Regions from separate parts of the Homo sapiens genome. Here region 2 is linked to region 1. Evidence: chromatin loops called from intact Hi-C (ENCODE). Cell type or tissue: CD14-positive monocyte. All regions are shown on one strand. Links, peaks and the distances in the headings refer to the core of each region. The heading gives the core; the rest is flanking DNA.

Region 1 (2,921 bases), core at 282-2,781:
TGTGTGCTCACAGACCTGTAATGCTGTGTGACGGGATTCAGTGCCAAGCCAGTTTTAGCAGTCTTTCTTTTTTTCCTTACCATGTTCACAGCCTCGATCGCTACCAACAGAGGTAATACAAGGCAATAGAGGCAAGAGGCACAACCAATAAAAGGGTAGTAGGCCCTTGGTTGGGTTTTCAAGTTACATATCTGCTCTGGTTTATGGGCTTTCTATGAGTATATGCTATTTCTTTTTCTTTGCCAAGTCACCTGTTTCTCAAGTCTTGGCTTAGGACATGTGGTAGGCAGGGAAGCATGCCACTGGCTCACAGGGAACTGTGTTTGTTACCCTTGTTCTCTGTTATTTTTACTGTATAAAGCATAAAGAACCCTGCAATTATGATGCTTAATCATTTATACTCTAGGGCTGAGGAAGGGAAGGATTATTCCCTCTGTTTTTTTATTACTATTTTTCCTATGGTCTTTCTACTTTGCTAAACAGTTAGATTTCAAGATACTACTTAACAAAGCAATGATCTACATGTTGATGTCTGACATGCAAATAATCCCCAAGAATAACTGGAAGTTTTAAGTAATATTTGAAATATTAAATTACTTAAATATCTGAAATAACACAGAGATAAGAAATAGAATTTGTTGTAGAAGTCACATTGGTCACCAAAGAGAAGCAAAACATTGTGTGTAATGTCTGCTCTAAACCTGGTGGATGATTTTGAAGAATTTGAGAAATTACTTCTTTCTAAAGAAGAACTTAATAAAGGCTCTGAATAGCTGAAAACTAAATGAATAAAATTAAACTACTGTATTACACAGGTCAACTTTTTCCTCACTTATAAAACCCAATTATTAATTATGCATCAGACTGCATTAATTGCTACATATATACCTTATGCATAACTTTTATATGTATATTTTTTCTTGCTTAATGTTCACAGCAATATGCATGGATCAGGCATTACTATCCACATTTTGCAAATGAAAAGTCTAAAACTTAGAGCAATTAAGAAGCTTTCCCTCAACCTAGAGCTAGTAAACAGACCCAAGATTTGAAGCTAGGTGTGTTGGCTAAATCTACATACCTAACCCCCATATTATAGTTTTTCCTTTGTGGGTTTTTTTGAAAAAAAAAAATTTAATCTGCATTTTATATTGTACAAAAGTGAACTGGCTAAAGCCTTCATTCTTTCTAATTACTATTTGCTTCTGAACTAAAGCTATAAACTTTTATTATATTTGGTGAGCATTTTTGAATTAAACTAGAAGATTAGGATACAAGTTCATGGACACACAGTATAAAACACTTTTTAAAAGACACTGGCACACTCGTTCTCACCTAGACAACAGATCATAGTTTGAAAATCTGTTTTTGTGAAAAAAGCTGAACCCTAGCTCTTGAATTAGCTATCCCAGTACCCATGTTGAAATAGCTCAAAAACATTCCTAGGAAAAATACTCCTAACTTAGTGGGAGTGGTTTTATAATAAAGGGTGAATTACTTTTGCTTTATGGATCATTCCTTTTTTTTTTTTTCCTTAGTCATCTGTTACTCTTAGCTGCTGGTAATGGAGAGGAAATGGTCTTACATCATTTTTCAAGCATGTTTAGTATTAGGTCATTGTTAGTGGATGGAAGGAAGTTGAATGCTTGGAATTTAAGTGACTTACTCAAGATTACAACAGTGAGTCATTTACTCAGCCAAAAAGAGAGCAAGGAACTTCCTGGATACAAGTGTGGTGTGCGCTGGCAGCTCCATCTGCCCCTTCTTTATTGATGCCTTTTCAAAACTATGGGCTTTTTGTGAAGGCCAGATGGGTTTGCCCTTGAGTGTGACCACCACTCTGCTCCGAGATACATCAACTTGAATGAGGATTTGTTTTGATGGTTGGCATATAAGCCTCAGAGTTTTATTTTGAGATGTTAAATCTAAAAGCGAAGATTACATGTTGATTGCTAATTTCTTTGAACAAATTTTGCCCTAAGAGTTTATTGTAAAAATTAACTGGGCATGGTGGTGGGCGCCTGTAATCCCAGCTACTCAGGAGGCTGAGGCAGGAGAATCGCTTGAACCTGGGAGGCGGAGGTTGCAGTGAGCCGAGATTGCGCCACTGCACTCCAGCCTGGGTGGCAGAGCCAGACTCCATCTCAAAAAACAAACAAAGTTTATTGTTCCTGAAGGACGAAGTCTTTGAACTTCAGGTAGTCATGAGTTGAGGTGTGGGTATAAGGAATGGGGACAATGTGCCCCACTGCCCTCTTGTTTTGAAACATAGCTTACAACCATTACCCATTCACTTGGTATAATGTAGTATTTCAGGATAGGCACGGTTAGTTCTGACTCACACAGGTATCACTGTTGTCTGGACATGAATGATTTCTAGAGTTCATTTCTCATGAAACATGTTTTTATTTGCAGGGCTTTAGAGCTTTGAAATTAATTCTACATTATACATTGATGATTCTTTTGTCAACTTTGTTTTTCTCTGTCTATTCCTAATTCTATCTACCATATAATTTCTGTATAGTAGTTGTTTCCATCACAATTTTTTTCTGTGAGCTGTGATTACATAAAATTAGCCTTGTTGACTTATACTTTGATATCTTTCTTGAGACAAGCCAGCGATGACCCCAGTTGGACTGGAACAACAGACCACTTTGTTGGTGTCTTTTAATACAGCCAATACTAATAGGAAGCTTTATCTTTCTTAAGTATCTTCTTTCGCTTCCCCTTCACAGAACCTTACAGGGGCCCCATGGATCAGCAATATTGCTTATTAAATATAATTTCAACTTTTAATAAGATTTTCTAAATTCTTCTGATCACTTCCTACTTTCCTTACATAATGACAGTCATTGCACATCAGAATACAGGCCCTCAGTCCAGCAATGTGATTTTCGTTCTTATGCTCAGGTCATATGATA
Region 2 (2,921 bases), core at 93-2,592, 100 kb after region 1:
TATAAATCATGCTGCTATAAAGACACATGCACATGTATGTTTATTGCGGCACTATTCACAATAGCAAAGACTTGGAACCAACCCAAATGTCCAACAATGATAGACTGGATTAAGAAAATGTGGCACATATACCCCATGGAATACTATGCAGCCATAAAAAATGATGAGTTTATGTCGTTTGTAGGGACATGGATGAAGCTGGAAACCACCATTCTCAGCAAAATATCACAAGGACAAAAAACCAAACACCGCATGTTCTCACTCATAGGTGGGAATTGAACAATGAGAACACATGGACACAGGAAGGGGAACATCACACACCGGGGACTGTTGTGGGGTGGGGGTAGGGGGTAGGGATAGCATTAGGAGATATACCTAATGCTAAATGACGAGTTAATGGGTGCAGCACACCAACATGGCACATGTATACATATGTAACAAACCTGCACATTGTGCACATGTACCCTAAAACTTAAAGTATACTTTTTTTTAAAAAAAGGTAATTTTGAACAATTTCCACAAATGGACAGACTTGGGAATAGTGAACCCTAAGTTAGAGAAAGCCAAACAAACAATACAATTTGCTCTGCAGAATTCCTTGAAGAGTTAGGAATTTGTGGAACAGTAAAGGTGAATGTAGGGCCGAAAACAGGAATGTTGTTGAAAGTCTAAAAACACAGTAGACCCTCTCAATGCCATTTCCTGTTTCCCACAGCCATGTAAATATCGTTTATTTACCCTACAGGACACCAGGCACAGCTGAGGGTGGAAAATAAGGGGTGAAATGAACGATTAACTACCGGATCCTGAAATTCCCACTTAAAGCCATGTCGTATCTGGGCTCCCGGAACTCTGGCAGCTGGAATTTATACCTTTCTAGGAGGAGAATGGAAGATTCTGATTAGCCAGTCAATTAAAATAGTGATATTAGGACTTTGCCAAGAAACAGCCCAGCCTGACTCCCCTAGAGTAAGCAGAGAGCCAAGGACATCAGTTCTAATCTAAAGGAAAGCCTCTACTATAAAAGATACTAAAAAGGCAGAATGCAAACATAGAGACTATACTGGGAGGGGAAAATGTCAAAAAATGTTATTACTAATGTCTCCAGAATGATATCAAACCATGAAACAGAAACAGGATGATACAAAAGAGAATGAGAAGGACTTTTGGCAATTAAAACTCTCTTAGCAGAAATGAATAGCTGAGTAGAGAATTTGGAAGACAATGTTGAGAAAATTTTCTAGAGTCTCCTGAAACCTAACAAGTTTGAATAGCAGTGATATGGTTTGGCTCTGTGTTCCCACCCAAATCTCATCTCAAATTGTAATCCCCACGTGTCAAGGGAGGGAGGTGATTGGATCATGGGGGTGGTTTCCCCCATGCTGTTCTCATGATAGTGAGTTCTCATGAGATCTGATGGTTTTATGTGTTTGGCAGTTCCTCCTTCACAGCACTTCTCTCTCCTGCCACCCTGTGAAGTAAGTGCTTGCTTCCCCTTTGCCTTCCATCATGATTGTAAGTTTCCTGAGGCCTCCCCAGCCATAAGGAACTGTGAGTCCTTTAAATCTCTTTCCTTCATAAATTACCCAGTCTTGGGTATTTCTTTATAGCAGTGTGACTAATACAGCAGTGGACTAATACAGCAAGACAAAAAGATAAAAATAAAAGGAAAAAGCTAAGAAAATTAGAGAGGATGCATACAAATGGTTCAACAGCTAAATAACAGAAATTCCAGAATGAGAAAACAGAAAACAAAACGAATAAGTCATCAAATAATTCAAGAAAATTTCTTATAATTGAAGGCAAGCATTGCTGGATATAAAGGGCCTATACAATAGAGGAAAATATACTCAAATCAATAGCCTAGAATGCTATACCCAGATAAATTATCAATTAGGTGGGAGGGTAGAATAAAGATGGTATCAAATATACCCAGTCTTAAAAAATTCAGCTCTCATCACTTGTTCTTAGGAAGCAAATGGAGGAAGGGAACCACAAAAAAGAGGAAGAAAAACCAAAGAAATAGGGAATCCAACTTGAGAGAGAAAAGAGAAATCCCCAGGATGATTAAGAAGAGACTCCAGGAAGATAGCTGTGCACCTGGCAGAGAGTCACCAACTTAAATTAGAGGAGGGTAGAAGACTCCAGGAAAGATGGCTACAAAACCAATGACATTGGCCCAGCACAGTGGCTCACAGCACTTTGGGAGGCCGAGGCCGGTGGATCACAAGGTCAGGAGATCGAGACCAGCCTGGCCAACATGGTGAAACCCCATCTCTACTAACAATACAAAAATTAGCCAGGCGTGGTGGTAAGCACCTGTAGTCCCAACTACTTGGGAGGCTGAGGCAGGAGAATTGCTTGAACTGGGGAGGCAGAGGTTGCAGTGAGCTGAGATCACGCCGTTGCACTCCAGCCTGGGTGACAGAGCAAGACTCCATCTCAGAAGAAAAAAAATGACATTGATAGCACTCCTGATATATTTTAAAATACCAGGAGGACAGTTAGATGGAGTGAGTTTGGGGATGAACTAATGACAAATACTTAGAAAACTAAAATCTTAAAAAGAAAGACAGTTGTCAATTATCAGGAGAAAATAATTTATGCAGGAAAGGAAAAAGTATTCCTAACATACTACCTGGCTAAGCTTAATAATCTAAGCACTGAATAGTGATTCAATCAAAATATAATTATATTGGGAGGATGGGGGGCACTAGGTAATCATATGAGCTTGAAGTAGGGACTGGAGAAGGGTAACAGAACTATTTATCTTCATCTTCCGTTGTGACATAACAATGAATAATTTTTACAACTGAGAAAAATCAAGAAATCACACAGATGTATATTTTAGAAATAAGAAAACTAGACAAAGGTAAACACAGATGTATATTTTAGAAATAAGAAGAAAACTAGACAAAGGT

Evidence for each region. Peaks named below come from ENCODE experiments on the same cell type or tissue, not always from the same donor. Only the 100,000 strongest peaks of a DNase experiment are listed, where the experiment ranks them.
Region 2: it touches region 1 in a loop (2.6-fold over the local background); 1 of 110 quality-filtered maps calls a loop at or near these places.

Annotation. Positions count from the first base shown.
Region 1 is chr4:119,102,197-119,105,117 of GRCh38, reverse strand. The region is part of intron 2 of LOC102723967 (a long non-coding RNA gene); the gene reads right to left. Among named protein-coding and RNA genes, the nearest start is that of MYOZ2, 32 kb to the left of the region's middle. RefSeq lists an enhancer at 1,490-1,784. In CD14-positive monocyte, for the core only: no CTCF peak of the experiment used is centred there; a DNase peak (open chromatin) is centred at 1,657; H3K27ac peaks cover 673 bases.
Region 2 is chr4:119,001,802-119,004,722 of GRCh38, reverse strand. All of the region lies in intron 1 of SYNPO2 (synaptopodin 2), which reads right to left. Among named protein-coding and RNA genes, the nearest start is that of SYNPO2-AS1, 19 kb to the right of the region's middle. In CD14-positive monocyte, for the core only: no CTCF peak of the experiment used is centred there; DNase peaks (open chromatin) are centred at 1,472 and 2,052; H3K27ac peaks cover 1,969 bases.